Linked DNA regions of Homo sapiens: all the other regions are linked to region 2. Evidence: chromatin contacts called from ENCODE Hi-C data. All regions are on one chromosome and are shown on one strand. Each heading gives the region's core, a stretch centred on a gene start or an enhancer-like site at or near the end of the contact. The rest is flanking DNA. Distances are from core to core; before and after follow the strand shown. Region 1 overlaps LOC105373485 (a long non-coding RNA gene). Region 2 has its middle 23 kb from the start of LINC00276. Region 3 overlaps NBAS (NBAS subunit of NRZ tethering complex).

Region 1 (3,401 bases), core at 357-2,856, 900 kb before region 2:
AAAGAATCTTTTTAAATTTCTTATTACCAGATTTAATTCAAGACAAACAAACTACTCTGATTCAGTTTGTGTGGTGCAAAAACCAGCTTTTTTTTCCAATTGTGTGCACAAAGAATTATTTTCAACATAGCAAAGGATTCTTATTTTGGTTACTGCTGTTTATGATCGTCCCAGTGAAATGGCCTCATTGTGGAGTAACACCCAAGATCTGTTGTCTCACAGACACAGAAATCTAGGATGCAGATGCATAAAGTGTCAGGTTGAGAGTGGAAGTTTAATAGGCAAAAGAAAGAGAAGAGCTCTCTGTTGCAGACAGGGGTCCAGAAAAATGGGTTGCCGGATCCATGGTGAAATGCAAGGGGTTTTATAGATGCCTGGTGAGGAGGCAGTGTTTGATTTACACAGGGTGTGAAACATTGGTTGGACCAGGTGTGCCACTTGCATAGGTCATGAAAAACTGGTTGGGACTAGATGTGCCGTGTGCATAGGGTATGAATTTCTGGCCACCCCTACCATAATCTTTTATTATGCAGGCGGGTCTTCTGCCTGAGCTGTGCCATGTTGCCCGTTTCTTTACTCTACACATGGTAACAAGAAAAGGGAAGATGGAGCCTCCGTGTTGGACATGCCTGGCCCCCAGGTGGCCCTTTTCTATTGGTGCCTCTGCCAGCATTCGCCCGTGCAAGCTTCCTGCTTGATTATCTATGTTTGCAGCTCTATTTTTCAGGCTGCTCTTTGTTAGAAAAGCAATGATTTGGGGGGCTGCTTTTTGTTAGAAGGGAAGCTCTGCCAAGAACTCTGTTGCCCTCACTATCTGCCTAAATAATTTCTGCCTTCTGTATCACCAGGTTAGGTGGGTCCACTTTCCTAGGCCTTTACAAGAGGATACCCCACGAGTGTTATACATAAATCCAGCTGGTGTTTCTAAAAGGAATACTCTAATTTTGATGCTTGACTTCCCATAATTTAGGAACTTTTCAAAAGTGTCAAGCCTGGGAATGTATTTAGGGTGAAAGTGTAACTTATCTCAGACTGTCTCTAACTTCCAGGGAGCAATAGTGTGCTCAGTGTATGAGGACCAGACTTTCATAGTGTACCTGTTTGGAAGAGCAAAAAGAGGGAACACTTTTCGGTTAGAAACTAACAGGAATTGGTCTCAAATAAAAGGATAGGTCTGAATTTTTAAGCAGAAGAAACAGTTTTAATCTTAAAAGTAGGCCATATAAAACAAAACCATCCGTGTCTAACTGCCAATCCTTTGACCTGAACCTCTGCTGTGAGACAGAGGCAGAAAAACCTTGACCTAAGCCTCCAGTCCTGAGGCAGAGGTGGAAGAACCTTGATCTGAACCTCTCCTGTGAGACACAGCAGCAAAAAGACATTTTCTACAGAGCTCTTTACTTGGAGCTTGTGTCCAAAGACAGAGACCAAAGCCCTCTCTTAAAGAAAAGAGACAGTTTGAAAAACAGCCAAATAAAGTCTATATTTCAACCAAGGAGTGGGAGGTCCTAATTCTGGAGAACTTACCCAGAACACCCAGTGGGACTTCTGAAGATGCAGAGTTCGTGCTGGTATCAAGCACTGCTTTCAGGCAGAAACACCGCACCTGGTGGTGAGAATGAGTCACTCTGAATCCTGCTGACGATGCCAGATATGCCTATCTCAAAGGAACCTGCTGAGCTAAAATTAATCTATTACTAAGCAGAGTTTACTTGGGCCAAGTTTGAGGGCTGCAGCCCAAGAGCATAGATTCTATTTGTCCTGAATATACACTCTGATTAGCAACAGTAACAAGTGGATTTTAAAGGGAAAGAAAGAGTCAGTTCCTGAGGTTTTTACCGAGGATTTACATTAAAATAATATAAGCCATTGATTGGCTCAGCATTGTTCTTTGTATCATAAATTCTAAGAACATGAAGGTATTGAGTGAGGCAGTCAGGAACAAAATGACTTTAAACAATTTCCCCTAGGCATGGGTGTGGGGTGTGAGCATGACTGAATCCCATACCCACGTCTCTCTGGGTCTGCATACTTTGCAGATCTCAGACTGCTCTCAGCTATTTTCCTTTTCTCAAGTTTCACATTCTCAGTGTAGAATATTTTTGTCACAGGCTATTTTATATGTGGACATACAGAATAGGCGAAGGAACTTTTTAATACAATAAAAAATACACACAATGAAACTGGTAGTATGTATTTAACAAAAATCATATGGAAAATTAAGGTCATTTTAATAAATAAGTGACTTTGAGATGGGGGAGGGAATTCATGGGGTCTTATAAAGCCTGTAACATCCTAATGAGTTTGTCGCTTTGTTTTGGTTGCCTAATATCCATAAAACTCTCATAAATTTAAAAATCTATATATTAAAAATGTTTAATGAAGCAAAGGATGCAGAAAAGATTTTATTCTGTTACAGTCAGAAAAAGATGTCTTAGGCAGCTCAGGCTGCTATATCAAATACCATAGACTGGGTAGTTTAAACAACAATAATTTCATTTCTCACAGTTCTGGAGGTTAGAAGTCCAAGATGAACTCTGGAGGTTAGAAGCCCAGCAGGATCAGATTCTCTTCCTGGATTCTATCTGGCTGCCTTTTCATTGTCCTTACATGGTGGAGACAGTGATCAAGCTCTCTGGTGTCTCTTCTTATAAGGGCAACAATCTCATCATTAGGGCCCCACCCTTACAACCTCATCTACCAAAGGCTCTATCTCTGAATACTATCACATTTGGGGATTACAGCATCAACATATACATTTTTAGTGGACATAATTGAGTCCATAGTAGAGTGGCAATTTTAATTAAGCAAAAAATGCAGAGGAGACTATCTGTTACACTCAAAAAAGGGATTAATCCAGCATTCACTCCACAACAAACACAAAGTATGAAAAGTTGATGAATAAAGCATCCACACGTGAAAATTTTCAGTTTTCTTTTTTAAAGTTAAATGTAAAATCAGAAGTGAAACCAAGTTACAATTGTGGTGAACCCTGGAAGTAGCTCTGTTAATACCTGGGGAAAACCAGCTTGTTACTCCCAACTCATAGATTTATAGAGAAATAAATTATGGCTTAGAGAGATGTAACCCTGTTGAGATAAATAATGAGTTAGCAGCCAAGCTAGAGAAAGGATATAGCCCTCCGCGTTCCCACTGCTTTTCCCACCTCACTTTCCTAATAAGCCACTTACAAAACTGGATTCATGTGAAAATATATCCACTTGTTCTTCATTTTGATGTACTTCATAGTCAATGTCTTTCCTAATGATGTCAATCTAATTGAAAAGTTAAAAAAAAGAAAGCCAATATATAGGTGACTAATTTTATTGTTTTAATCCATGTTCTATATTCAAGATAAATGATAAATTGTGACATGCCTTCAGCTGTGCTGCAATGTCATT
Region 2 (3,355 bases), core at 156-2,655:
AAAAAAAATTCTACGTTTGCCAGAGATTAGGGAAAGGAATGAATTGGCAGAACACAGAGGATTTTTAGAGCAGTGAAACTAATTTTTATGATACGATAATGGTTAATATATGTCACTGTACATTTGTTCAAACTCAGAATATATAAAACAAAGAGTGAACCCTAATGTAAAATGTGGACTTTGAGTGATTAAGACATGTCCATGTAGGTTCACCAGTTATAACAAACGTACCACCCTTGTCCAGACATTGATAATGGAGGAAGTTATATCTGGGTGGGGGAAGATGATATGCAGAAAATCTGTACGTTCTGCTCAATTTTGCTGTGAATCTAAGACTGTTCCAAAAAATGAAGACTATTTTAAAAACACATACACACACTGTCTTATGGTATCTTCCCTCAGTTATTAGGCTTCTTCCACTGCCAAATAATCTTCTTTTTCACCTTAGCCACAGCCTCACCTTCAGTATGCCTTCTGTCTCATCCACATGGTAGTCATTCCCTTACTCCATGGTCTCAGAAGTTTAGTTCATCATGGCTGGCTACTGTCTAGGTCCATAAATGTAGATGTAGCTCTCCAACAGAGACCCTGGACGGTAGGGGTTTGAACTTCTCCTGTAACTAATTCTGTAGGATGATGGATTAAAAACACGCTTTGGATGAAGAAAGATGCCTCAGGACATCCTATCTTAGTCACCCACCAGATGTGAGACAAAAGAAAGTTATGGTAAAAAAATGTCAGTTCTGCGACTTCTGTAACTTTCAACAGTTATTTCTGCCCTCTAGCATAATCCTAGTAATGAGTAATATACATTAAATCGCCAGTGAACAGGGGCATTGACTGCATTTTTAAAAATTATTTAACTTAAATACCCTCTAGTCTTAAGATAGATTTCTTTGAATCTGGCCTCATTTTATTTGCTGCCTTCCTTTGCTTTAAAATTCCGACCTAACTCACTAAGCAAACAACAGAGGCTCAAAATGTTCAAGAACCTCCAAAATTAGGTACGTTCATTGTGGAAGGATACATCATATCATCATTCTTTCAAGTAATTATGAAATTCTATATTTTACTTGATTGACTATGTCTGAAAAAAGATAGGAAATATAAAAGAACTAGAACTCTGTTTAGTTGCATCCTCACTATCTTCCAAGCACTGTGCCAGGCTGTGAGAATAAAGTCTTGAAAATGATACTGTATTTGCCCTTGATGTGCCAGTATTAGTAGAAGGAAAATGACTGTTATGACAATTACTAGGCTGGAAGTGAGAAAGGAAAATAAAGAGGTAGACAAGTGCCTGAATATAAAGAAAGAAACTAACTTTGCAAAGATTATGGCAGAGAAATCTAACACAGCTGACTCCATCTTGCTTATAACCTTACAAGTTAATAGCCCTTGCTCATTTCTGGGCACAGGCCAAGCTAACTACCAGAGGAATTTAGTTTACACTTTAAAGGAAGGACGATAATAGCTCCTTCCTGAAACTAACTCTCCTTGTTTGGGGAATGAAACTGCCTTTGTAAAAACTGATGAAAGGTCACAAGTTTAAAATTATGATAGGGGCTTGAATTCTGCTAAGCTATAAACATAGTTAAGTGATAGCCAGCCATTGTTCCCTATCTTGATTACTGCTAGGAGTTTTGTAGCTGGAGGTCACAAGATTTGTAACTTCCCCAATTGTTCCTATAGATAACAGCCATATTGTCAAAACCTAAGTTTGGTCTTTGAGATATTTTTCAGATGTTTGCATTCAAGCAGACCAACCAAGGCCACCTGAACCCATGAGTCATACCAAGGAACTGACTCAAATGGTCCAGTGACCCCTACCTAGAAATTGACTCAGTACATGAAGACAATTCGGATACATCTATGATTTCATCCTTAACCAATAAACAGCACCCATTCCCTAGCCCCCTGCCCACCACATCATTCTTTTAAACTCTAGCCTCTAAGCTCTCAGGGAGATGGATTTGAGAAATAGCTCTTATCCTCCTGCCCAGACACCTTGTGGTAATTGAACTTTTTCTCTGCGGCAATGCTACTATCGCCATGTATTGGCTTTTTTTCTGCAGCAGGCAAAAAGAACATGCTGGACAATTACAATAATATTTTAGAATAAAAAGCTGAAACTTGATTTTACAATAGAGAGCATTAACTTCTGTGTTTAAAACACAGATAAAGATAAGATAAGTTGAGGAAATTTCTCAGGTAGAAATATAGGAACTGTTTTAGAAGGAACAAATCTGGAAGAGGGATGAAGAGACTTCTTAGTTTACTGTTGCAATTATCTAAGGAGCAGATGATAAATCTTAAAAGTTTATGGTAGTCATCTGAAGAGGCAGTGAGGGTAAGCCTGGCTCTCTGCAAACTCTGTGCAAGATGAACTAATCTGGTAACAATTTGCTAGTTGAATAAGAACAAAAAAAGTTAATAGGATATCTCCAAAGACCATGATAAAAATATCTCCAGAAAAATGCTTTTCTCAACCCCTACCTCTGTACTACACTGTGTAAAGCTGGCAGGAATAAAATGCTAGATTTTTAGAAAATAGTAATTTTGGGATAGCATTTAGACAACTTTCTCATGTAGAGAAAAATAATTTTAAATATTAACTGAAATATATATTGCTTGTGAATTTTTCTCGTCATCATTCCACCATTCAATTATCTGTAAAGCTGAGACTTAAAGCCCTAAAAAAGAGAAGTCATAAATGACTCTAGTGGTAACTACAAGTTAATCTTTAACAATGACTTCATAAATTGGTTCTTAGAAGTTTATGGCACGGAGGCAGTAACCCTCTGTTGCTCAGTCTATAGAAATGAGTTTTATTGTTTCTCAGATATATTCCCTACTACTCTTCGATGACAATTCAAGCTGAACCATGACTTGCTATTCACCCTTGATTTTAAAAGCAAACCCTGTTTTCGTAATTATTTCAGGCACTAAAACTAGTCATCTGAAAGTAAATCAAAAGTGATTTCTCTCATCCCAATGAAAGTTTCATACTCTGCCCCAACACAAACTCAGTTGAGGGACTTAAAGTGAATAGCATTTCCATCTACCTCTTTAGGCTCTTCTCAAAAAGGGGAAAAAAAATATTTTTCATTTCTCAGGTCCTGCTCTCATGGTCTCTTCAGGCTAGTGCTGACTATCCAGTGATGTTCTCGGTGCAGCAGATGTCTACATGCTTATTCTTTCCAGATAAAGCATCTGGGTTTTCCAGAATCCTTGTGATAACCTCACATTGCACAGATTCCTGACATTGACACCTGGACCTTTAGTCAATTCCTCTCACCTCCATTTCTGCCCCTGGGAACACATTTCACAGATTCTGCTGGCTTCCCTTTGCCCCAAA
Region 3 (3,160 bases), core at 313-2,812, 750 kb after region 2:
AAATAATGTCAAAGCCAATTAACTAACGTTTAGACCAACTATATTATGCAACTGTACACAATGTGCTCTTCCTGCATGTTCTGTGACAAGGAAGAAAGGCTATTGAAGATGCGAAGGTCAACTGTGTCTACTTGTCTACTGACTGTGAGAATTAAAGCAAGAGAAGTACTGAGAATAAAATCCTGCCCACTATCGGATAGCGTGAATCTTTCCTACTACCCACAGGGGTCATTCAAAACCCAATGTAAACATCACCTCCAATGCCATCTTCTTGCTGACATTTTCTTTAACTCTCTTGGCCAATACTTGGGAGTATGACCAAGGATTCCTCCTTCCTCCATACTCCCAAGATGCCTGAGATCTGCCTCTTCATGCTGTATGATAAGTAATTTTATTTTATTTATTTCTTTTTTGAGATGGAGTTTTACTCTTGTTGCCCAGGCTAGAGTGCAGTGGTGCAATCTCGGCTCACTGCAACCTCCTCCTCTTGGGTTCAAGCGGTTCTCCTGCCTCATCCTCCCAAGTAACTGGGATTACAGGTGCATGGCACCACGCCTGGCTAATTTTTTGTATTTATTAGAGATGGTGTTTCACCATGTTGGTCAGGCTGGTCTCGAACTCCTGACCTCAGGTGATCCACTCACTTTGGCCTCCCAAAGGGCTGGGATTACAGGCGTGGCCACCGTGCCCGGCCTGTATGATAGTAATTTGTATGTCTGTCTCCCTTACCGACTGGGAAATTCTTGAAGGCACAGAAGTTTTATCACTTTTACATTTCAGCTCCCCATTTCATTAACATTTGTTAAATGGCTGAGTGAACCTACATTATGAAACTTTGTCACATTTTTGTAAACTGCACAAGTACACGATAAAGACCCTACCTCTCAGAGAGACTGAATAGAACTAGACTCCAGAACAGAAGACCCTCTCTGCAAACCCTCAGTGTCTTTTCTCCGGCCTCCCAATTCATGAACACTTGTACAGCCCACCTTTGACCCCACCTTTGACCCAAAACACTTAGGTTGAACTCCAGGAATTTACCTTTGTTTTTGTTTTTAGGAGCTAGATGACAGAAAAAGCCACCGGTTCAATGGACTTGCTTTTGTGCTGGAAGGGGCACGGAGCTTTGACTTCTCCTCGCTGGGGCTGCCTGTGAGTTCTGAATGCCTTCTTTCCATCCCACTTCTCTCCCTGTCTCTTCATGCCTAGCAAACAAGAGTCTCAACCCCACAGAGCTCCTGCCCTCAGCAGCACGGTGTCTACGTGCCAGAACCCTGAGAGGCCCTTGAAGTCTTCAGACATCCCTTCAAGACAGTTCTCACCTCCTCTGACAGAGGCAGGTTCAGTGAGGTCAAGTGTGATACAGTTGCTCCATGGTGGAGTGGCCTAGAAGCCCGTGTCTCGGCCTAGTTTACTTGTTTATTGTTTGTTTCCCTCCAGAACACAAGTTCCTATGGAGCAGAGATCTTGTCTCTTCTGTTCACCCCTGTATCCCCATGTCCAGAATGGGTGGTCACATGCTAGGAGCTGAGCAAGATTTGTGGAATGAATACCCAAGTGAATGAATCACTCCAAAGCTCACATTCTTTCAGTCTGTGTGGCTGCCTCCAGCCACGTGCATGCACATGCTAATGCGTGCACACACACAGGGCATCTGAGTTACTGTATGTGTTATCTTGGTTCATCCTTCAAAACAAAGAATCCCCCTGCCTAACCCTGCAGGACAGAACAGTGTGTGCCAGGATGCTACAGGCACATGTTTGATAAGATGCACAGATAAAAGGCTCAGAATCTGAACACTGCAGGGCAATACTTTCTTTGTTGCCCTGAATACGTCTTCTAGGCTGGGACACCTTTATTATTCTTTCAGTTTACTCACTAACCCTCCCCTCTGGGAGCCCGACAGTCTCCTAGAGAGGTAGTGATGGATTCTTCCAGCCTGAGGAAGAGACAGGGGTTCTGTTAACGCCTGCGGCCGCTGCTGCTCTCATTCCCTTCATAGTTTGTGTTTCTATCCAGTGCAACCAAATCCTTCCCGTGTTTCTGGCTGGATATACCCAGCTTTTCAGAAGCTGCTCTCATTCTGGCAGGGAGGGCAAGGGGTGGGGAAGGGCAGGGTAGGCTGTCTTTTCTCCAAAAGCCTGCTGCTTGCCTTCTTGGCTGAGAATGCCTAAGGCTAAAGACACGGAAATGAAATGCATGCTTCCTTCCCCTTGGCCCCGGCCCACTCAGAGGTTCCCTAAAGAACGATAAAGGTCTGCGTTTGCTGACCTGCATTGAGCTTGGGCAGTGAGCAGGGAAAGGTTGGGAGGAATTTTGGGTTTGGCTTCAGATAAAATCAAGTGCTGGAAACGCAGGGTGGGTGACTTTATCTTATTTCCTTTCTCTGACATTCTACCTGGGCCTGGCTCTTTGCAAGAAATACAGAATGGCCAGAGTATACTTTAAGATTGTCAGCTGCACGGAAAATACTGCATAGATAATTTTTCTGTGTGTATTTGGGAACAAAATAGAAAATGAAAGAAGAAAGAAAGAGATGGCCTTTGTAATGACCCATTCCAACAAGTACATTTTAAAGAGTCGTCTGAGGTTCAGAGAAGGAACAGGTCATAGACAGCCAAGATGTTCCTTTCTACATATCAGGGCACCAAGGCCAGACAGAATCCTTCCCATCAGCACAGCCGAGTGCTGGGTGTCCTGTCCCAAAGCACTCTCCAACACTGTGACATCAGCACACTGCTGAGTTGCTGGATTAATTTGTTAAGCCTCAAGTTGTCTTTGTTTTTTCTTGTTTTTGACTAAAATTTGTACTAAACATACTAAAACTTTAGTACTATCTGCCACAGAAGCTTGGTACTCTCTGACCATGCATTATTCATTCTAACCTACTTTTTCTTTTTAAGATAAAAATAAAAAAGTGGAAATAGTTGGAAAAAAACATGCCACCTTCTTGCTGACATTTTGTTTAACTCTCTTGGCCAAGCTGATTCCTCCTTCCTCCATACTCCCAAGGCACCTGAGGTCTGGCTCTTCAGGCTGTGTGACGGTAATTTGTATGTCATCCATGTTTGGGTCACCACAAGAGAATTATTTCACCCTCCTTTCCTCTCCAGTAACTGTCCATGTGCATAGATTTTTTTCCCACAATTAATCGTATGAT

Evidence for each region. Hi-C counts contacts between places; a loop is a spot of excess contacts on that map. Pooled maps may share reads with other maps.
Region 1: a map with no recorded cell type shows a loop between it and region 2 (4-fold over the local background). The contact joins two enhancer-like sites. A Hi-C loop is called at or near these places in 2 of 37 single-sample maps with no recorded cell type and 3 of 50 pooled maps.
Region 3: a pooled map of left cardiac atrium shows a loop between it and region 2 (2.7-fold over the local background). The contact joins two enhancer-like sites. A Hi-C loop is called at or near these places in 1 of 168 maps with a recorded cell type or tissue (PC-3), 3 of 37 single-sample maps with no recorded cell type and 11 of 50 pooled maps.

Annotation. Positions count from the first base shown.
Region 1 is chr2:13,521,750-13,525,150 of GRCh38, forward strand. It overlaps LOC105373485 (a long non-coding RNA gene), which reads right to left. Exons shown (of 2, transcript XR_922814.3): 2 at 1-1,606. Among named protein-coding and RNA genes, the nearest start is that of MIR3125, 790 kb to the left of the region's middle. RefSeq lists enhancers at 834-2,033, 1,413-1,782. Within about 2 kb of position 1,607, at least 3 of the 41 ENCODE cell types and tissues checked have a DNase peak (open chromatin) inside an H3K27ac peak, as active enhancers do.
Region 2 is chr2:14,421,911-14,425,265 of GRCh38, forward strand. No RefSeq gene overlaps it. Among named protein-coding and RNA genes, the nearest start is that of LINC00276, 23 kb to the left of the region's middle. Within about 2 kb of position 1,406, at least 2 of the 41 ENCODE cell types and tissues checked have a DNase peak (open chromatin) inside an H3K27ac peak, as active enhancers do.
Region 3 is chr2:15,168,234-15,171,393 of GRCh38, forward strand. All of the region lies in intron 51 of NBAS (NBAS subunit of NRZ tethering complex), which reads right to left. Among named protein-coding and RNA genes, the nearest start is that of NBAS, 390 kb to the right of the region's middle. Within about 2 kb of position 1,563, at least 2 of the 41 ENCODE cell types and tissues checked have a DNase peak (open chromatin) inside an H3K27ac peak, as active enhancers do.